Linked DNA regions of Homo sapiens: region 2 is linked to region 1. Evidence: read pairs that join two places in POLR2A ChIA-PET (ENCODE). Cell type or tissue: IMR-90. All regions are shown on one strand. Each heading gives the region's core, and the rest is flanking DNA. Links, peaks and the distances in the headings are about the cores only. Region 1 overlaps PDSS2 (decaprenyl diphosphate synthase subunit 2). Region 2 overlaps PDSS2 (decaprenyl diphosphate synthase subunit 2).

Region 1 (11,758 bases), core at 1,151-9,150:
TAAGTTAACAAATACACCTTCCATAACACCATAGCGTAGAGACCTCCTACATTTGGAAGAGCTGTTAATCTTGCAGATATGATTACACTTACATGGCACAGAGTAAATATACATTCTTCACCTCATACATTGGCCCCCACACTGATGCAACCTACCTAGAAGACGTGGCTGAAGCCTACATTTATTTCATTAATAAATGTAGATAGAATTTCTCTGTCGTTTGAGGTGCTTTCTTGTGAAATTATAAATGTGTTTTAAACTCATCTTATATCAGGATGTATTTTAGGATGCTAGGAATCTAGGATCACATGGATGATGATAGTGGTAGTTTGGGGCAAGTGGTCCCTAGGTATCAGCATCCAAATACTAAAGCACATGAAAATTGGAACATGAGAAGGATATAAGAAATGTATAAGTAAGATAGGGATTCAAGTAAAATAACAGAAACCGAAACTCACTCTTAACATAGTTTATATATTCCTCAAATACCCCCAGGACTATTTGATTCCTACATGATGTGAATGCTCTCATCCCACAGTATTCTTTTTAATTAAATAACCAGCTTAGTATTTGTCATGAGATTACAGAGCTTACTATTTATTGATTCACTCCTAAAAAAGCTACAGGCAAGAGTGGCTCATTGCTGCAGTCTACAGCCTATGACATGTTTTGCTTGTTGAATTTCTATTACAGAGTTTGCTAAAAAGCTTTACAGTCCCAGTTTTGCTTTTGAATTTCAATGTGTAGAATTAAGTTTCTCTTTGGAATATGATACTAAAATTAAAAATTAACTTTGAATCAGAATATGGATAAATCCATGATTATTTATAAATCACCAAATATTCCTTTGGAAGACATGACAACCAAGAGGCAGTGATTGCTTTTCCTGTGAAATTAATCCTAAATGTAATATAATTCTATATTACTAACCTCAAATGCCAAACCTATCAAATGTTGATGCAAGTTTATAAATTAAGAATTACAGGCTGCGCATGGTGGCTCACGCCTGTAATCCCAGCAATTTGGGAAGCCAAGGCGGGCGGATCACCTGGGATCAGGAGTTTGAGTTTGAGACCAGCCTGACCAACATGGCAAAACCCCGTCTCTACTAAAAATACAAAAATTAGCCAGGCACAGTGGCACATGCCTGTAATCTCAGCTACTCGGGAGGCTGAGGCACAAGAATCACTTGAACCCGAGAGGCAGAGGTTGCAGTGAGCCAAGATTGCAACACTGCACTCCAGCCTGAGTGAGAGTGAGACCCTGTCTCCCAAAAAAAAAAAAAAAAAGAATTACATTACGTGTTTCAGCAGATACATGTAAAGAAAATAGAAAAAAAAAAAAGAATTACTTCGTCCATTTTGTCTCATTTAATTACATTTTGAGAGCAGGCATGTCTGCTCATACCCTGAAATGCAGGTTTTTTTGGTTTTTTTTTGAGACAGGGTCTCACTCTGTCATCCAAATTGACCTTCACTCCTTGACATAGCAAGCACTACTTTGTCTCAGTTCTTCTCTGCCATTCTGTCAACAATTAGGTCAATTTTAAGTGTACCAGTAAAATTATTTAAACTATATATAAATACCTCTAAACCATATAAACATGTTTATATGATGTAGATATATTTTATATCATATAAATGTATCCCTACCATATGGTTTAGGAGTATTTATACATATACAGTAGTATGGTTATATCTGTTCAGTTATGATAATTTGTACGAAATGAGCTGTTGCGTTGTGTTCAGCTCTTTGTGGATGGCAGGCCACAGCGTGAACTCACAAACGTACTTAGCAGAGAGGTTGAGCCTTGAAATAAGTTCTGAAGTCTCACTCCCAACAGGAGGCTGCATACCATCCAGACTAAGCATAATAGCCATACAGTTTTAAATTAGAAAACAGTAAAATTGATAAACGTGGAGGACAGGGCAAGAAAAACTATACTAAACATGCTTTTATATTTGTGTGTGTGTGTGTGTGTGTGTGTGTGTATGTGTGTGTGTGTGTTAAGGGGGAATAGAATACATTTTAAATAGTCAATATGATTTGGGAATTCATTTTTCAAAAATAGACATGTTTTGGCCGGGCGCAGGGGCTCAACCTGTAATCCCAGTACTTTGGAAGACTGAGGCCGGCAGATCACCTGAGGTCGGGAGTTTGAGATCAGCCTGGCCAACATGGTGAAACCCCGTCTCTACTAAAAATACAAAAATTAGCTGAGTGTGGTGGCGCTTACCTATAATCCCAGCTACTGGGGAGGCTGAGGCAGAAGAATCACTTGAACCCGAGAGGTGGAGTTTGCAGTGAGCTGAGATTGTGCCATTGCATTCCAGCCTGGGAGACAGAATGAGACTCTATCTCAATAAATAAATAAATAAATAAATAAAAGCAGTGAAAATAACCTGGGGCAATATTTGGTATTGTCACTGCATGAAACCACAAATACCACTACTGCAGTGAGTGCCTTTGGTTGATAATTTTAATAAAAATAAGTTTTGGTTAGTTAAGGATTTAAGTAAAAATATACTAGTTTTGTTTTGTGACTCAGTGGCGGATGAGATAATACCTGTCTTGCTCAGTGCCTTTAGGTTTAACAACAACAACAAAAAAGTATGACCAGAAGAATATACTTAATCAATTGAGATATGCATGACCTTTTTCTTAGCAGAAAATGTGGAAAATTTCTACCTCCAATTTCTACTGACATTTGTTCTACAACCATATGGCATTTTTAGGTTGGTGGAAAATATATATGTGTTGCAGTAGAGGTACATAATTAAATAATGGCTTCAATTTTCTGCAATCTCTATAAATATGGCTTTATCATAAGCTATTTGACTGGAGGTATTTTTTTTCTAATCTGTGATATGTATCTTTTAAAAAATCTGTCCTTGTACATAGGCATGCAAAGGACATTAGCGATATAGGTATGTGTTATGTTCTCAAATGAAATTGTAATGCTTTCTGGTTTGTTTAAGAGTGAAAGAAAGGGACTATAGCATATTGGTTAAGAACAAGAACTCATCTTGACTCCAGCACTTATCATCTGTGTTACTTTGGACAACTTGCTCTTACCTAAATTTGTTCCTTTGTAAAATGAAAATAATAGTAGCATCTACCTCGTAGGGCTGTTGTGAGGGTAGAAGATAGATATAGGTATAGATACAGATAGAGCGAGAGAGAGAGAGATCTTTTTTTTTTTTTTTCCTGAGATGGAGTCTCACTCTGTCGCCCAGGCTGGAGTGCAATGGCACCATCTCAGCTCACTGCAACCTCCACCTCCCAGGTTCAAGCAATTCTCCTGCCTCAGCCTCCCGAGTAGCTGGGATTACAGGCGTGTGCCAGCATGCCTGGCTAATTTTTGTATTTTTAGTAGAAACAGGTTTCACCATGTTGGCCAGGCTGGTCTTGAACTCCTGACGTCATGATCCACCCACCTTGGCCTCCCAAAGTGCTGGGATTCCTGGCGTGAACCACCACACCTGGCCAAGAGAGAGATCTTAGAACAGTGCTGGGCACACAGTAAGTACTATATATGAGATTGTCTTTATTGTCATTGCTGTTATTATTATTGCTTTTCTAATATTGGGAAACACTACTATTCTTACTGTATTTTTGCATGTGAATCTCATATGATTGAGAAATCTATTTAAAATTCTCTTTGTCTCTTTCTAGTTTTGTCAGATTAAGATGTTTAATTAAGATCGGTGAATTTTTTTTCCTATAGACTCTTGCAAATAATTTCTAACTCTGAGTAAAAAGGAATGCTTTTATGTTGTTTGCAATGCATTTCACAGTTTATTGTATTAGAAAACTGTAGCTTTTCCTTTTGTACCAAGTCTTGCCACTCAGAAGCTGTCAAGACCTTTCAGTTAAGCACTATCAGCTAGAATCTTGGGCTTGGGTAGACCTTTAGAGGCAGCGTCGTCCTATCTTTCACACTGGCGAAGAGTTTCAGTCATATTTTCTCCTACATGTGGTCATCCAGTCACTGAAGGCTTCCAATAATAGGGAACCCACAGCTTGTCAAAAATAATCATTCTGTTGTTAGACAACTCTAGTCATTTGAAGGTTCTTTTCTTATTTATAAGTGGAATCTTCTTCCGAGAAACTTTACCTTGTTGCTGTTTGTTCTGTCCCCTGAAGCACATAGAACAGGACTGTTCCTTCTTCCATTTAATTACTTCAGATATTTGAAGATGGCTTTTATATCCTCCCTTCCTCCAGGTTAAACATTCCCTAGGTGACATGTTTCCAAATCCTTCTTCATCCTAATACTGGACCCAATCTATCATGCCAGTGCCCCTCTTGACTCATGGCCCCCAGGACTGAAAATAGTTTTCTAAACATTAGTTGACCGTCCGTGTGCTGTGAGACCATTCCTGCCTGTGTTTTGGACATGTACACCTGCTGATGCTGCCAAAGTTTGCATTTGCATTTTTTTGTACCTACATCACAGCCTTGGCTGATACCAAGACTGTGGTTATTAAAGATTCTCAACATTTTTCATGAGTCACTGCCAAATTGCAGCTTATACTTTTACAATTAATTTTTGAAACCTAAATATACAACTATATAATTATCCCTGTTAGATTTTACTGGCTACTATCAGTCTTTTGTTCAACATGTCAATACCGTTAAAATTTTGATACTATCCATGTGTTACCTATCTCTCTTGGCTGTGTGACATCTGAAAATTAAAATTTAATATGCATTTCTTCTTCATCTTCATTCAAGTAATGCATAGAAACGTGATAAGAAGAAGAAACCAAGCATTAAGTTCTGGTAGCATGACACTAGAGACTGCTTTCCTGTTCTAAGCGTTTTTTTTTTTTTTTTTTTTTTTTTGAGACAGAGTCTCATTCCATCACCAGGCTGGAGTGCAGTGGCGCGATCTCGGCTCACTGCAACCTCTGCTTCCCAGGTTGAAGCAATTCTCCTGCCTCAGCCTCCCGAGTAGCTGGGACTACAGGTGTGCACCACCACGCCCAACTAATTTTTGTATTTTTAGTAGAGACAGGGTTTCACCATGTTGGCGAGGATGGTCTCAATCTCGTGACCTCAGGTGATCCGCCCGCCTCGGCCTCCCAAAATGCTGGGATTACAGCTGTGAGCCACCGCGCCTGGCCTGTTTTCCTGTTCAATATAAATCCACTACTAAACATTTCCTAGGAATAATTATTTTACATGTTCAAATCTATCTTACCATACTGTGACCTGTACCCTGTTTCTCTGCCTTATTCATGAAGGACTAAACTTCAAAAATCCAAAGTTACTCTATCTTTTTTTTTTTTTTTTGAGACAGAGTCTCGCTCTGTTGCCAGGTTGGAGTGCAGTGGCACAATCTCAGGTCACTGCAACTTCCGCCTCCTGGGTTCAAGCGATTCTCCCGCCTCAGCCTCCCCAGTAGCTGGGACAACAGGTGCACGCCACCACACCCAGCTAATTTTTGTATTTTTAGTAGGGAAGGGGTTTCACCATGTTGGCCAGGCTGGTCTCGAACTCCTGACCTCGTGATCTGCCTGCCTCGGCCTCCCAAAGTGCTGGGATTTCAAGCGTGAGCTGCCGTGCCCAGCCACTCTATCCTATTTCTGAAGCTACCAGCCAAGTGGCCACATTTTAAAAAAAAAAGAAGAAGAAAAAAAAAAAGAATGTGTGTGTGTGTGTTTTATTATGACTTGCTTATTGTGACCCACTTATCCTGGGGCTGCCACCACCATTGCCTTTTTTTCTAGAGCCCACAAACCATCTGTTTAACAACCCTTTTTGAAGTTTTGCCATAAATTCTCCATAAATTCACTGGTCTGTGTTTCAGAATGCTCCTTTGTCCTCTTTTTTAAAATTATTATTTATTTATGTATTTTGAGACGGAGTTTCACTCTTGTTGCCTTGACTCAAGTGCAATGGCGCAATGTCAGCTCACTGCAACCTCTGCCTCCCAGGTTCAAGTGATTCTCCTGCCTCAGCCTCCCAAAGTGCTAGGATTACAGGTGTGAGCCACCATTCCTGGCCTCTCCTAAGTCTTAAAGTCTTTCTCTAGTTTCCTTGGGCAGAAGTGGCTGCTGCCTCCACTTCTCCTAAGACTACTCAGAACCCATGCCGGGGCCTTCTCTTTAATATTTTAAAAGAACTTTTAGAACTTTTGAACTACATAGTTTTCAGAGACATACAGTGATTTTCTCAAGAGGGTCTTTTATGTAAGAGCAACATGTATCATTCAAAAGGTGTTTAATAAATGTTAAATAATAATGCACTTAATTTTAAGTACTTTGTATCCTCTTCTCTCTTTGTTAATATCTTTAATTGGATCCCCTAGCAGGGGATTTGGACTTAATTTATTTCAGGTGATACTGCACTTATACAATTATTTAGTTGACTTAATTAGAGATTTAATTATATTAGTGCCCTAAAGTGCTATATCAGAGAAATTAAACACTGACTGTTAATTCACCTTTCGTATTTATTGTGCTGTTTATGACTACAGCGATCTTCAAGCCATAAGGGCTTGAAGATTTGGAAAGTTCTTTCTATGCATCAGCTTGGACTTTGCCCATTCAAAATGTAGATGAAGGCAGGAATGGAAATGCCTTTTTTAGGCTGAGTGCAGTGCCTCACGCCTGTAATCCCAGCTCCTTGGGAGGCCGAGATGGAAAGATCACTTAAGGCCAGGAATTCAAGACCAGCCTGGGCAACATGATGAGACCACCCGCCATGCTCATGTCCACAGAATAAAAATAAATAAATTAGCCAGGCATGGTGATGCATGCCTATAGCCCTAGCTACTCGGAAGGCTAAGGTGGGAAGATTGCTTGAGGCTGGAATTTGAGGCTGTGGTGAGCTTTGATCATACCACTGCACTCCAGCCTAGGTGATGGAGTGAGACGCTGTCTCAAAAAGAAAAAAAAAGAACTTGAAAAAAATTGTGGTCTTTTATCTATGGCTATTAGAACCAAGATCATGGACGGTTGTGATGGTTCACACCTGTTACCTAGCACTTTGGGAGGCTGAGGCAGGAGGATCATTTGATCCCAGGAGTTTAAGATCAGCCTCTGGGCAACATGGCAAAACCCATCTCTACAAAAAATACAAAAATTAGCCAGGCATGGTGGCACGTGCCTGTAGTGCCAGCTACTCAGGAGGCTAAAGTGAGAGGATGGCTCAAGCCCAAGAGGTTGAGGCTACAGTGAACTATGATCTTGCTACTGCACTTCAGCCTAGGTGACAGAGTGAGACCTGTCTCCAAAATAAAGGCGTATTTAAAAAAAGAACAAAAAAGAACCAAGGTCATGGGTCCATTCCTTCACTGTTCTACTTAACCCTCTCTGTTCTACAGGCCTGTGACTACCTCTCTAACAGGTGGTCCTGGGAGGCAGCAACTGTGTTCCTCTCTGTATTTCCAGCATATACCAAATGCCTAGGTTATATAGGTGTCCAATAAACGCTTGTTGGTTTTAATTTGATTGTTGCAAAGACAACCAGTTGAAGTATGGTTAGAATAGTATAAACCTGGCTGGGTGCAGTGGCTCATGCCTGTAATCCCAGCACTTTGGGAGGCTGAGGTGGGAGGATCACTTGAGGTCAGGAGTTCGACACCAGCCTGGCCAACATGGTGAAACCTTATCTCTACTAAAAGTGCAAAAATTAGCCAGGCATCATGGCACATGCCTGTAATCCCAGCTACCCAGGAGGCTGAGGCAAGAGAATTGCTTGAACCTGGGAGGTGGAGGTTGCAGTGAGCCGAGATTGTGCCACTGCATCCAGCCTGGGTGTCAGAGTGAGGCTGTCTCAGAAAAAAAAAAGTGGGGGGGGGGGGGTGGTTCCAAGATGGCCGAATAAGAACAGCTCCAGTCTACAGCTCCCAGCGTGAGCAATGCAGAAGACGGGTGATTTCTGCATTTCCAACTGAGGTACCGGGTTCATCTCACTGGGGCTTGTCAGACAGTGGGTGCAGTGCACCGAGCGTGAGCTGAAGCAGGGTGCGGCATTGCCTCACCCAGGAAGTGCAAGGGGTCAGGGAATTCCCTTTCCGAGCCAAGCGAAGCTGTGACAGATGGCAACTGGAAAATCAGGTCACTCCCACCCTAATCCTGCACTTTTCCAGTGGTCTTAGCAAACGGCACACTAGGAGATTATATCCCGTGCCTGGCTCAGAGGATCCCACGCCCTTGGAACCTCGCTCATTGCTAGCACAGCAGTCTGAGATTGAACTGCAAGGCAGCAACAAGGCTGGTGGAGGGGCGCCCACCATTGCTGAGGCTTGAGTAGGTAAACAAAGCAGCGGGAAGCTCCAACTGGGTGAAGCCCACCGCTGCTCAAGGAGACCTGCCTGCCTCTGTAGACTCCACCTCTGGCGGCAGGGCATAGCCAAACAAAAGGCAGCAGAAACCTCTGGAGACTTAAATGTCCCTGTCTGACAGCTTTGAAGAGAGTAGTGGTTCTCCCAGCACAGAGTTGGAGATCTGAGAATGGACAGACTGCCTCCTCAAGTGGGTCCCTGACCCCCAAGTAGCCTAACTGGGAGGCATCCCCCAGTAGGGGCAGACTGACACCTCACACGGCCGGGTACCCCTCTGAGACAAGGCTTCCAGAGGAACAACCAGGCAGCAACATTTGCTGTTCACCAATATTCGCTGTTCTGCAACCTCTGCTGCTGATACCCAGGCAAACAGGGTCTGGAGTGGACCTCCAGCAAACTCCAACAGACCTGCAGCTGAGGGTCCTGACTGTTAGAAGGAAAACTAACAAACAGAAAGGACATCCACACCAAAACCCCACCTGTACATCACCATCATCAAAGACCAAATGTAGATAAAACCACAAAGATGGGGAAAAAACAGAGCAGAAAAGCTGAAAATTCTAAAAATCAGAGCGCCTCTCCCCCTCCAAAGGAATGCATCTCCTCGTCAGCAATGGAACAACGCTGGATGGAGAATGACTTTGACGAGTTGAGAGAAGAAGGCTTCAGATGATCAGACTTCTCCGAGCTAAAGGAGGAAGCTTGAACGCATCACAAAGAAGCTAAAAACCTTAAAAAAAGATTAGACGAATGGCTAACTAGAATAACCAGTGTAGAGAAGTCCTTAAATGACCTGATGGAGCTGAAAACCATGGCACAAGAACTACGTGACGAATGCACAAGCTTCAGTAGCCGACTCGATCAAGTGGAAGAAAGGGTATCAAGTGATTGAAGATCAAATGAATGAAATGAAGCGAGAAGAGAAGTTTAGAGAAAAAAGAGGAAAAATAAACAAACAAAGCCTCCGAGAAATATGGGACTATGTGAAAAGACCAAATCTACGTCTGATTGGTGTACCTGAAAGTGACAGGGAAAATGGAACCAAGTTGGAAAACACTCTGCAGGATATTATCCAGGAGAACTTCCCCAACCTAGCGAGGCAGGCCAGCATTCAAATTCAGGAAATACAGAGAACGCCACAAAGATACTCCTCGAGAAGAGCAACTCCAAGACGCATAATTGTCAGATTCACCAAAGTTGAAATGAAGGAAAAAATGTTAAGGGCAGCCAGAGAGAAAGGTCGGGTTACCCACAAAGGGAAGCCCATCAGACTAACAGCGGATCTCTCGGCAGAAACCCTACAAGCCAGGAGAGAGTGGGGGGCAATATTCAACATTCTTAAAGAAAAGAATTTTCAACCCAGAATTTCATATCCAGCCAAACTAAGCTTCATAAGTGAAGGAGAAATAAAATCCTTTACAGACAAGCAAATGCTGAGAGATTTTGTCACCACCAGGCCTGCCCTAAAAGAGCTCCTGAAGGAAGCACTAAACATGGAAAGGAACAACCGGTACCAGCCACTGCAAAAACATGTCAAATTGTAAAGACCATCGAGGCTAGGAAGAAACTGCATCCAGTAACGAGCAAAATAACCAGCTAACATCATAATGACAGGATCAAATTCACACATAACAATATTAACCTTAAATGTAAATGGGCTAAATGCTCCAATTAAAAGACACAGACTGGCAAATTGGATAAAGAGTCAAGACCCATCAGTGTGCTGTATTCAGGAAACCCATCTCACATGCAGAGACACACATGGACTCAAAATAAAGGGATGGAGGAAGATCTACCAAGCAAATGGAAAACAAAAAAGGCAGGGGTTGCAATCCTAGTCTCTGATAAAACAGACTTTAAACCAACAAAGATCAAAAGAGACAAAGAAGGCCATTACATAATGGTAAAGGGATCATTTCAACAAGAAGAGCTAACTCTCCTAAATATATATGCACCCAATACAGGAGCACCCAGATTCATAAAGCAAGTCCTTAGAGACCTACAAAGAGACTTAGACTCCCACACAATAATAATGGGAGACTTTACCACCCCACTGTTAACATTAGACAGATCAACAAGACAGAAAGTCAATAAGGATATCCAGGAATTGAACTCAGCTCTGCACCAAGCGGACCTAATAGACATCTACAGAACTCTCCACCCCAGATCAACAGAATATACATTCTTTTCAGCACCACACCACACCAATCCAAAATTGACCACATAGTTGGAAGTAAAGCACTCCTCAGCAAATATAAAAGAACAGAAATTATAACAAACTGTCTCTCAGACCACAGTGCAATCAAACTAGAGCTCAGGATTAAGAAACTCACCCAAAACTGCTCAACTACATGGAAGCTGAACAACCTGCTCCTGAATGACTACTGGGTACATAACGAAATGAAGGCAGAAATAAATATGTTCTTTGAAACCAATGAGAACAAAGACACAACATACCAGAATATCTGGGACACATTTAAAGCAGTGTGTAGAAGGAAATTTATAGCACTAAATGCCCACAAGAGAAAGCAGAAAAGATCTCAAATTGACACCCTAACATCACAATTAAAAGAACTAGAGAAGCAAGAGCAAACACATTCAAAAGCTAGCAGAAGGCAAGAAATAACTAAGATCAGAGCAGAACTGAAGGAGACAGAGACACAAAAACCCTTCAAAAAATCAATGAATCCAGGAGCTAGTTTTTTGAAAAGATCAACAAAATTGATAGACCACTAGCAAGACTAATAAAGAAGAAAAGAGAGAAGAATCAAATAGACGCAATAAAAAATGATAAAGGGAATATCACCACTGATCCCACAGAAATACAAACTACCATCAGAGAATACTATAAACACCTCTATGCAAATAAACTAGAAAATCTAGAAGAAATGCATAAATTCCTGGACACATACACCCTCCCAAGACTAAACCAGGAAGAAGTTGAATCACTGAATAGACCAATAACAGGCTCTGAAATTGAGGCGATAATTAATAGCCTACCAACCAAAAAAAAGTCCAGGACCAGATGGATTCACAGCCAAATTCTACCAGAGGTACAAGGAGGAGTTGATACCATTCCTTCTGAAACTATTCCAATGAATAGAAAAAGAGGGAATCCTCCCTAACTCATTTTATGAGGCCAGCATTATCCTGATACCAAAGCCTGGTAGAGAGACAACAAAAAAAGAGAATTTTAGACCAATATCCCTGATGAACATTGATGCAAAAATCCTCAATAAAATACTGGCAAACCAAATCCAGCAGCACATCAAAAAGCTTATCCACCATGATCAAGTGGGCTTCTTCCCTGGGATGCAAGGCTGGTTCAACATATGCAAATCAATAAACATAATCCAGCATATAAACAGAACCAAAGACAAAAACCACATGATTATCTCAATAGATGCAGAAAAGGCCTTTGAGAAAATTCAACAGCCTTCATGCTAAAAACTCTCAATAAAG
Region 2 (11,758 bases), core at 2,438-10,437, 140 kb before region 1:
GGAGTCTATACATTTTTTGTTCATTAAATGAAAAATGTTGGTAGGTTAAATACTGCTGAATTAAAACACTGTTGAGGAAGGGAGAACGGCAGTCACTTAAAAAGCTAAATCAGAGTAGATATATAGGGCCTGTTTAAAAAGGCCCAATATTCACGAAAAAAAGAAATCTGTTATACTAAAAGAGGAAAATGAGTATTACTATCATGCTGTCATGATGCTACTCTAAATGCCTCAAAACCACCTAACAATCCATTCAGGAATCTGCCATATTGTAGACCATAGCCATATATAATAGCTGTACTAGAATATAATGGCATTTACATTTAAAAAAAAAAGCAACCTTTTGTAAGTATCTGATTACACCTGAGCTATACTGGATACCATAGCAAAAGAATTAAACCAATCCGTCCTCTGCTGTCTAAAAGTTTATTATATTTTACAGATGTTTTGAGAGTAGACACACATACTAGACATATAAGATACCAGAAAAATTAAAGTGATGTATATATAGCTCATCCTTTTGTCAGTTTAAGGGGAAAGATACAAGGATGCTTACCTCATTCATGTGGGGGTAAAGATTAAGAAGAATAACCAACAGAAATTCAAAATTTGGTCATGACAAGTTATTAAATCAGACTTACAGTTAACATTAAATGGATAATACATTCATCCACTCTGAAATTTGACCATATGTGGACCTGACAAAGGAATTTTTTCTATAACATACTTTTTATTTTTTTAACATGATCCAAACTGTTCTAGAACTTTCTTGCTGACTTTATTTCATTAAGTCCATCAATCCAACTTCAAGATGTTTTCTTCTAATTAGGAAGAGCATTTTTAAAGGATTTCTAAAACTGTATATTGTGATAATCTGAGGTAAATGATCCCGCCCCAGCCTCCTCTCACTTGTTCGCCCACCTTCCCAGTGTATTTCTCCCCTACAGTTCTCACTGGGTAGAATTCTCACTTTAGCTGTTACTTCCCTGGGTAATCCTTACCTTACTTCATCAAGATTTCAATTAGGTCCTCTTCATCTGGGCTCCCTTGGCAAGCTGTATTTTCTTCTGGGACAGCAATTATTGCCCAAGATTCAAATCATTTGGTTTCCTGTCCAAATGCTTCACTGACCTGGCCATGAGCTTCTCAAGTACAGAGATATGCTTTCTTTCTTTCTTTCTTTTTTCTTTTTAATGAATTCTCAGACTCTTATCACAGGGTCTGACATGACAGCACTCAATAAGTGTTCATTAAATGAAAGGAAAGGATCCTTGAATAATCACTACAACTGAGGTCTGTTAATAAAATGTGGGGAAAGTACATTCAGAATATTATCCTTCTAACTGTAATGAATTTTGATATTTTATTAACAGTCCAATCAGGACTTTAGAAATCTCTTCAAAAGATCTCTTTGCTACAAATGTTTATCCTGCCAGTAATTCAGATGCTGTTAACCAGTTATCTGCTGATTTGGCAAAATCCATTAAGTATCTATTATTTTGCAATATTTATTTAAATCTTTGTAACTTATTCCAAGATCTGCCTTCTTGATCACATCTTTCTGGTTATAATAGTTATATCTGCAAATTCTATTTTATTAAATATTGATAAATGTGGGTTTGCTATAAAAATTTAAAAATGGGTTATCCTTTTAAGAAAATAAGTATTTAGAGTAATTGGTAAATTTATTTAAAAATTATATATAATGACAGTATTAAAATGTTTAAAAATAAGTTAATGTAAACAAGACATTTTAAAGTACAGGTTGGTACTTCATTAACTTTAATTTTGTGACTTTTGTCAGTTGATGTCACAACCTTAGTGTTATTTTAAAAATAGTTTTTATAGGGCTACTTAATTAAGTAACATGGTATTTGCTTATTTCAAACAGTCTGCCTTTGTTCCTGTCCAAGCCATGCTGGCAGGGCATTGCTTTTCTTTTCCCTTTTGTTAATATGCTGTGTTAGATAATGGTTCTGTAAATAATAGATTCCAAGGACCTTTGATCCACCGTTACTGTAAAATAAAATGCAACTTAATTTTTTCAGGGCATAATGGTTTTAACCTTGCGTACTAATTTGACTGTGCTTGTGGGGGCAGATCCTTAAATGAGACGCAAATGAAGGAAAAATTGCTAATGCTGCCACTGTATATCTAATGAGCACTGTGTAATAAACCATAACCTCTTTGACATTTCTCTGGAAAGCAGCATGATTATTTTGGATAGCTAGCCCTTTGTGGATGGCTCATTACCGTCTGGCATAATATGTATTGATAGAGACTGTAATTGTCAACTCCTATTTGACATGCTGCCTCTAATAAATATGGCTTGCATCGCTGGAGCCCACTGATGGTTATATGGGAAACTGTAATTAAAGAAAAAAATATATTTTTAGGTTAAATAAGTATATATGTATATAAAATGTCTCTATAGAAGATTATCTGCTTCCTTACTGCCACCACCCCCAGCTTCTTGTCATAGAGTATTTGGAGCTTCCCTGAAGGATTGGTGCTGTTTTATCAGTATAAGGGCCAACATGTGACAAGATGTGTGTGTGTGTGTGTGAATCATCTCCATTGGCAAAGAATTGACAATATGAAAAAGCTCGTTCTACATATATAACATCCATAATACTATAGTATTATTTTATTTTCTTTTGTTTTTAGAGACAGGATCTCTCTCTGTCACCCAGGCTAGAGAACAGTGGAGCAATCATAGTTCACTGCAACCTTGGACTCTTAGATCCTCCTACCCCAGCCTCCCTAGTAGCTGGGACTACAAGTGCTACCTTCATGCGCAGAACAGGATCTTGCTATGTTGCCCAGGCTGGTCTTGAACGCCTGTCCTCCAGGAATCCTTCAGCCTCAGCCTCCCAAAGTGCTAGAATTGCAAACATGAGCCACCACACCTGACCTCATGGTTTTCTTTAACTTTATTTTCATTTTGTTATAAGAATATTATGTTATTTCATACGAAACAAAAGAGGATACCCTACTCAAATTACTAGGAAATATGAACCATTTTAAAGATATTAAAAGCCCACAAAATATGTTACATAATATTTAGGCTGGAAGAAATGTAAATTAAAGATTAAATTGGGCCCTGCTTCATATTATAAAACAAATGTAGGGCCGGGCGTGGTGGCTCATGCCTGTAATCTCTGGCACTTTGGGAGGCTGAGGCAGGTGGATCACTTGAGGTCAGGAGTTCGAGACCAGCCTGGCCGACACGGTGAAATCCCATCTCTACTAAAAATACAAAAGTTAGCTGGGTGTGGTGGCTCATGCCTGTAGTCCCAGCTACTCAGGAGGCTGAGGCAGGAGAATTGCTTGAATCTAGGAGGCAGAGGTTGCAGTGAGCCGAGATCATGCCACTGCACTCCAGCCTGGACAACAGAGCAAGACTCTGTCTCAATAAATAAATAAATAAAGTAAAACAAAACAAATTTAAGCCTAGTCAATTTATAATTTCTGAAAACATAGAATTGGAGTTCTAAAAAATATTTTTATTGTCAATGTGTAATTGTAATATATTCTGAACTTCTGAACAAGGAAGTATACTCTTAGTTTATATGCTACAATTCATTATTTTTATTAAATTCTCAGCATAGGATATAAAATTAGAATGTAAGCACATGTTTATATTTCCTGGAGTAGGCCTAGAGAATCATTTAAAAAATTAGGCAGCTCCTAGATTTCTTCTTAGCAATGTGAAGTCTGATATAGTTTTCAAACTAAGAGAATGGAGCCCCGGGGAGGTGAAGAGAAGTAGCAGTTGGAAGAGCATGACTCTGCTACTCGCCTACCCATAGCTTTCAATTCTGATCCTATTTGTCTAGGCAAATTTTGTAAACTCTCTGAGGACCAGGATACTCATGTATAAAATTGGGGACAATACCATCTATTTACCACAGCTGTTGTAAGGATCAGGTGAAAAACATATATGAAGCACTTAATGCAATACTTTTGGCCCCTAGTAGGTAATCAGTAAATATTAGTTTTCCTCTCTTTCCTCTTTTATCCTCCCTTCTTCCTTCTACCCTCCACAGGTGGCCACATTTCTAATCTGAGGCATTCTTTATTTTCTCAAGTATGTCCTGTCCATGAAGCATAGATTTTTAATCTTGTTAGGTAATGCTAGCTAATAGCTATTAACAGCCAGGCCCTGTTTCAGTTTTCTTACATGTGTCAGCTCACTGAATCATCACAACAACCTCATAATAAGAGATAAGTGCTGTTACCATCCCCATTTAACAGATGGGGAAAACTGAAGCACACAGAGGTGAAGTAATTTGCTCAAAGTGACATAGTAGTGGGGCCAGGGTTTGAACTCAGGAAGTTTAACTCCAGAGCCCATACTCTTAGCTTAGCTATACTACCTCTGCAGGTCATCTCTCCTCATGTTCATAAGACAGAGGGAAAGAATAGGTTCTGGTAGGGTTCTAGAGAGGCCTGGTCCACCTACAAAGGATTGAATTGTCCTTAAAGGACAAATCCAACATAGCCATCAGGGGTAGCAAGGGTATTTCTGGGGAGGATGGATGGCAAACCAGTGAAGGGAGTGAAGGGAGATGCAATAGTGCTGTAGGATACCAAGGAAGGGAGAAAGTGAGGAATAACTATTCTTGCACTAGACCTGCCAGCAAATGCCAAATACTGGCAATACGCTGCATGCACTGTGCTATTTCCTCTGCATGGGATATTGTTCCTACCTTTCTTCATCTGACTCTTACCTCACTTAAGATACAGTTCTGCTCTCCTTTTCTCCAGGAAACATTCCCTAATCCCCAGGCCAACCTAAGTACTCTTTTCTGGGCTCCCTTAGCACACTCTGCATAAGTGTGTACAAACATTAGTGGTGATAGTAGTAATAATTACTGTGTACTGAGCACAGACTATGTGTTAAGGCATTGTGCTGAAAACACTTTACACATGTTATCTCATTTATGTCTCAAAACAATCCTAAAAGGTCAATAGTCACAGCCTCTTTATATGGTAAGGACAGTCAAGCTTAGAAATGTTAAATCATTTAGCCAAGATCTACAGAGCCATAAAGTAGCAGATCTAAGATTTCAACCAGGTCTTTCTTACTGCAAATTCATATTCTCAATAACTACATTTACCATACTTTATTGATATTATCTGCTTTTATTTTTCTCATAATCAGATTATAGACTCTTCAAGGACTACACTGTATCTTCATCTTTTACCCCACATCCTATCAAAATTGTCCTTTAGAGGAGAAAAAAACAAAATATTAAAATGTGCTGATTGAAGGCTGGGTGTCATGGCTCATGCCTATAATTGCAGCACTTTAGGAGGCTGAATCAGGAGGAGCACTTGAGCCCAGGAGTTCAAGACTAGCCTGGGCAACATAATGAAACCCCCATCTGTACAAAAAAATAAAAAATTAACCAGGAGTGATGGCACATACTTGTAGTCCCAGCTACTCGGGAGGCTGAGGTGGGAGAATTACTTAAGGATTACTTAAGCCTGGGAGATCAAGGCTGCAGTGAGCCATGATTGCACCACTGCACTCCACCCTGAGTGACAGAGCAAGACCCTGTCTCAAAAAAAAAAAAAAAAAAGCTGGTTGTGGTGGCATTTTGGGAGCCCAAGGCAGGTGGATCACAAAGTCAGGAGATCAAGACCATCCTGGCCAACATGATGAAACCCTATCTCTACTAAAAATACAAAAATTAGCTGGGCGTGGTGGTGTGCACCTGTTGTCTCAGCTACTCAGGAGGCTGAGGCAGGAGAATCACTTGAACCCAGGAGGCGGAGGTTGCAGTGAACTGAGATCACAACACTGTACTCCAACCTGGGCAACAGAATGAGACTTCATTTCAAAAAAAAAAAAAAAAGTTTATTTTTGCTAAATATACTTGAATTTTAAATGTATTTTATAATGGACTGAGTTTAATGTGTAGGAGCTAAGAGAGTTTCTCCTTCCCCTCTGAAGGTTCAAGCCTGCATAGATAAACTGACAATAGACAGATTAACAGGGAAAATTTAGCACACAAATGTATTAATGAGCACATGGACCTGACAGTCCTGCAGATATGAGACTCAGGGCCAGATGGTTGAGACTTAAATACTCTCTTCATAGAAAGGAAGGTAGTTGGAGGTCTGTAGGCAATTTTAAAGCGGTAGTAAATGATTTTTAGGGGAATGAATGGGCTCAAAGACAAGACAGTGGTTTGTAAATGATTCTCTTTGGACGCTGAATGGGATGGAAGGACAAACCAGTTATGGGAAAGTGAGGGGCAGAAATTCACAGTGAACTAAGGTTGTCTTAATATGCAGATAAAGCGTCCTAGGTAATCTCTCAGAGCTGCCCTCAGAAGAATAGATGAAAAGTCTCTCTGGGCATGGTGATTACTTTTAGTCTTTTCTCTTTTTTGGCAGTGAATCTTTCCTGGTTGTTTTTTTAGATTCTCAGGGAGAGGGAGTCTTAAGACAATTGCATTTCTTTCTCTTTTTTTTTTTTTTTTTTTTTGGGATGGAGTCTTGCTCTGTCGCCCATGCTGGAGTGCAGTAGCGTGATCTCTGCTCACTGTAAGCTCCGCCTCCCAGGTTCAAGTGATTCTCCTGCCTCAGCCTCCCGAGTAGCTGAGACTACAGGCGCCTGCCACCACACCCAGCTAATTTTTTGTATTTTCAGTAGAGATGGGGTTTCACCGTGTTAGCCAGGATGGTCTCGATCTCCTGACCTCATGATCCACTTGCCTCAGCCTCCTGAAGTGCTGGGATTACAGGTGTGAACCACCACACCCAGCCTGAATTTGCTGACACTTTTATCTTGGACTTCTAGCCTCCAGATCTGTGAGAAAATAAATGTCTGTTTAAGCCACCCAGCCTGTGGTATTTTGTTATGGCAATCCAAGCAGACAAATATAGTACGTTATTCTAGATTTTCTTGCTTTAGGACTTAAGTAAAATATTATATGAAGAAATGTTTGTAATTCATAATTTAACATGATAAATATCCAACTATGGGTAGTGCCATGTAACAGCTTAAGATATGCCATTAATAATATAATTAGAATAATCATGTAAGGACTTTGTAGAAACACAGAGAAATGGAATTGCATGTGTTATCAAGGATTCGCAATGACAGCCACCTACCATAAGCCACCTGTGGCACACCCCAGCATCCTTCCGTTCCTGCATTGTGGGCACCAGGGCTTCACCAGCACTCCTTGCCCTCAGGACTCCTGGCTCAGTCTTTTTCATAGAGAAGGCTTAAGGTAGGCCAAGACCTGTGCAATGGAAGGAGAGTTCAATTAGGAGCCATCTAAATTATTACTTAAAGAGAAGCCAAATGGGTACATTTTTATCTTTTGAAACAGCTTGCCAGAGTGTTGTCTGTATCACCTCTTGTTAGAAATCTTGACTTCATTCTTTTCTTCAGAATGAGAATGAAGACAGAGGTCTAAGTTAGCTTCTCTGCTCTCTTCAAACTGAGTTAACTCTGTTACGGCCACTCTGATTAATATGTAGGCCTCTGTTTTAGACCACAGCAGGGCATTGTGCTCAGATGAAAATGTGCAGGTGAAATTAGGAAGTATAATGACTTGACATTCTGATAATTAACTGGCAGTAAATATTCTTCAGTGATATCTAAGACCAACTGTTAACTCATATTTCTTTGGTAGCCTAATTTAAGTAAAACTTTCTTTTGTCTCTGTGAAAATGACTTTTTCACAATTCATTTATTTTTTTCTCCTTAATTTATCCAAATCATTTGGGGCTGTGGCTAGAAGATGAAGGATGTTCCTGGACTTTTCTCCTTTTCTGTATTGTTCTCATTTCTTTTTCCCTCAAGCACTGTCTAGAGGAGACACCCAAGCCTTTGTGCTAAATCTGTGCTCCACCCATATTCCAGTTTCAGTCAGCTGGCTGCAGCCATTTTTATACCACTCCATGGCAGCTGTCGACTCTGTTCATCGTCTGGCAGGGGCAGTGAGCCCTGTTGGGATCAGCAGCAGCAGCAGCAAGCTGACTGGAGCCCCCCAGCACATTATGGTGGCAGCCATGCATGGCATGGAGAGTAGGGTGGGTGTGTAGCAGCAACGTCCTTGCATTCAGTAATCTAAAGTGCTCATCATCTAAGAGAAGTACAACTTTGCTGTCACCTCTTCTTTGGAGTCTTCCCATTCCTCCCCCCAAATCCTCAGTGATCATAACTGTGTACCCCTACAGCAGTTATAGATTGTGGCATTCAGTTTACACTTATGTACTATATAATTTTCTTGTTAAATCTTTTCATTTCATTGTATTGTATCTCCAACTAAACTATGAGCCCTCAGGACACAGACCATGTCTTAAACTACCTTAAGAGAAAGAATACATACTCACACCTTGATACATAGTCGTCGATAAAAGAAAAATGCTTTTTATACTTTATATTTCTAGGGTCTAACACATAGTAGATATTCCATAAATAATTTTGTTGATAATAATTATAATCAGATAATCTAGGTTAACAGTTCTTTCCATTTTTACCTGTTCTCTTTTAAGTTACAAATAATCAAAATATTTAGTTTTTTAAAGTTTGTTTTTTCATTAATTAACTCAGGAGTAGGCTATTTCATGTAGTCATGAAATATATAGATAGATTAAGGTGAACAAGTTTTAGCTTGTTGTAATGGCGCTTATATGTAATCTGAATTGAGTGCCTGTTAAATTATTCTTTCTCCTTTCTTAGTACGTTGTGCTCATCTTTGACTTCTAAATTGGTTTGTGAACCATTTGGTATTATCAACTATCAGGAAGGCCTCTAAAGGGGGAAATTGGTGGCTTCTACTCAGATATTTCACATTTATCTTATTCCTTATAGCCTTACTATCTTCAAAGCTTACTTACAAATACACTCATTTGTAAAGAGAGGAGTCATCAGTATTTGTAAAATAATTACTGTTGGCTTATATTACTCTTTAAGTGATTGAACTTCATTGGAAGAAAGTCTAAGAATGCAGAGTGGTAAAAGGAAGCTGGTTTCCTTTTTAAAAAAGAACCCTACTGTGGACACAGGAATTAACTAGACCAGTGAATAGGGAAGACAATAATGGTAGCAACATGCCAAGATGATTAAATGTGGAAATATATAAAGACGTGAAAGGTAATATAATACCCACAAGAAATGGGAAAAGGTCAGGTTACTTGGAAAAGTATAAAGACATTGCACAGTTTGGTCAGAATAAGTACAATAATATAGACAGCCACCCTCTCAACTGCCTGTTTAAAAAAAAAAAAAAGGCTTAAAAAGTAGAAGTGCCCCATCTGTGAGTTGGAGGTATATCAGATGAGCTTCAAGTACCCTGATTTGAATGCGTACTCTGATTTGAATGCGTAGTTTCAATCAAGTAGTTTGAATCAAGTACGCTGATTTGAATGCGTAGTTCTATCCCTTTGTGAAAAAGTTCATGTATTCTCTGAGATGAACAGGGGACATTTTCAGATATCTCTGTTTCTGATTATTATTATTTTTATCCATGCCAGGCTTTAAGGTCCTTGAGAAGGATTGTGATTGTGTTTATGGTGTAAAGGCATCACCAAGCACATCACAGGTGCTCAGAAAATATGAGGTTGTAGAACCATGTGCACATTTGGACATCCTTCTAAAGTACATTTTATTAGTTATTTGTTAAAAATGCATGTTCACAGAATGTGTGCCTACTTCAATAAGCCATATTATCTGCCTTTTCCAAAAGTGGATATATCCAGAATGCCAGAATGAGAAGTCATGGGCAGACACAGGAAAAGAGAAAGATAAGTGTGGGAGAGAAGAAGGTACAACCAAAAGTAATGTGGTCTTAGAGGTCTCTGTGAAAATCAGATCCTTATGCTTATAACTATTTGAGACCTGAAACAAAGATTTGCAAACTTAACGTCTTTTGCAAACAACACATTTTCTGAGGTGAAAGGGGCATTTTCAGATGTCACTGTTTCTGTTTATTGTGCAGAAAAAGGCAGACTTAGTAATTTGATTATAAAATTCATCTCTGATAACCTTTGTTTTGTACCTTATAGTCAGTGTTAATTGACTTTTAAAATTGCTTGTCAGATATTAGTTCAATTTTTTAAAAACCTTGTATAATAATACATCTGCATACTATATCTGAAGGACCACCAATAAATTATAATTTCTGGAACATATGCATTCCAGCATCATAAAAGGATCTGATTATTCAGTACTACCTGGTTTTATTTTGTCATTAAACAATTTTTTTGAGCAATTTACTGTATTAGTCCGTTTTCATGCTGCTGATAAAGACATACCCAAGTCTGGGCAATTTACAAAGGAAAGAGGTTTGATTGGACTTACAGTTCCACGTGGCTGGGGAAGCCTCACAATCATGGCAGAAGGCAAGGAGGAGCAAGTCACATCTTACATTGATGGCAGCAGGCAAAGAGAGAGTTTGTGCAGAGAGACTCCCATTTTTCAAAACCATCAGATCTCATGAGACTTATTCACTATCACGAGAACAGCACGGGAAAGACCTGCCCCCATGATTCAGTTACTTCCCACCAGGTCCCTCCCACAACACATGGGAATTCAAGATGAATTTGGGTGGGGACACAGCCAAACCATATCACTTACAAACAGAAAACTTATGCTTAAGTTGTTTAGTCAGTTTCTGTGGGCGGGCATCAGGAATTAGAAAAAAGATTCAAAGATAAGGATTGTACTTCTGTCACCCATATGGCCTTGGGGTACTTGTCCTCTTTGGGTAACTATCTGTATGACATTGAACAAAGTACTTAGAATTTCCAGGCATTGATTTCTACGACTGTAAAATGAGGTACCAGGTTAGATGATGGGTATCCTCAATATTCTTCTATTCTGAAAAGAGTCTTAAATTTGGATCTAGCTTAGGAAGGTCTAAATATAATGTTAAGGCCCCTCCGCACTAGACTGTAAGTTTCTGGAACCAACTTTTAATCTACTCTGTATTCCCAATGTTCTGGGGTACCTTCCACATAAGAGGTACTTAACCTTTTCTTGAATGAATAAATAAAGCTGGAGAATTAGGCCCACTTGTCCAGAAAAGCAAAAAAAAGAAGACATTAGTTATCTGTCCACACCTCTAAATAATTGGTGTAATTAGGAATAGACCATGTCTGCTGCCCAGTAGATACTTGACATTACATGAATCCCTGTTGCTTGCATAATGAATGGAATTTCCTCCTTACAACAGTCCTATGAAATAACTGTTGTTAATCCCATTTGGAAATGAGGAAACCAAGGCTTTGGAGGATGAAATAACTTGTAAGATTCTACATGTGATAGAAAATGAAGCCAGGATTCAAAATCAGAGCTTTCTTATAACAAAATTTTTCATTTAGATGAACTTAAACTCACCCTAAAGCGTAAATGACTTACGGTTCTTCCCAGAGAAAGGTTCTGATGTGAGGAGGCATGGTAAGAGCAAGAGGGCCATAGATACCTGAAGTGGAAAATGACCAAGTGCTGGAGGGGGACCGGGACTCAGAAGCCACACTTGCCACCCCTCTAGAGTTGTCCTTGATCCAAACATTGACATTACTTGAAATATTTAGCAATTTTCTTTTCAAGAAGGTATGGTGTTAATATGAAAAAAAAAGTATTTGCTGATGAAAAAAATTTATTGATTGTAGAAGCATTGTCTGGGAGTTGGGGCACCTGGATAATAGTTCTAATATCTAAAACCTATGAGACTTTAAGTTATTCAGTAGACCTTTCTGCTCTGCTGAAAGTCTAAATCAGTGATTT

What was found. Peaks named below come from ENCODE experiments on the same cell type or tissue, not always from the same donor. Only the 100,000 strongest peaks of a DNase experiment are listed, where the experiment ranks them.
Region 2: POLR2A ChIA-PET joins it to region 1 with 12 read pairs; 3 of 35 experiments call an interaction of 5 or more read pairs at or near these places.

The regions. Positions count from the first base shown.
Region 1 is chr6:107,166,663-107,178,420 of GRCh38, reverse strand. All of the region lies in intron 7 of PDSS2 (decaprenyl diphosphate synthase subunit 2), which reads left to right. Among named protein-coding and RNA genes, the nearest start is that of BEND3, 57 kb to the right of the region's middle. In IMR-90, for the core only: no CTCF peak of the experiment used is centred there; a DNase peak (open chromatin) is centred at 4,440.
Region 2 is chr6:107,305,026-107,316,783 of GRCh38, reverse strand. The region is part of intron 2 of PDSS2 (decaprenyl diphosphate synthase subunit 2); the gene reads left to right. Among named protein-coding and RNA genes, the nearest start is that of PDSS2, 150 kb to the left of the region's middle. In IMR-90, for the core only: no CTCF peak of the experiment used is centred there; no DNase peak of the experiment used is centred there.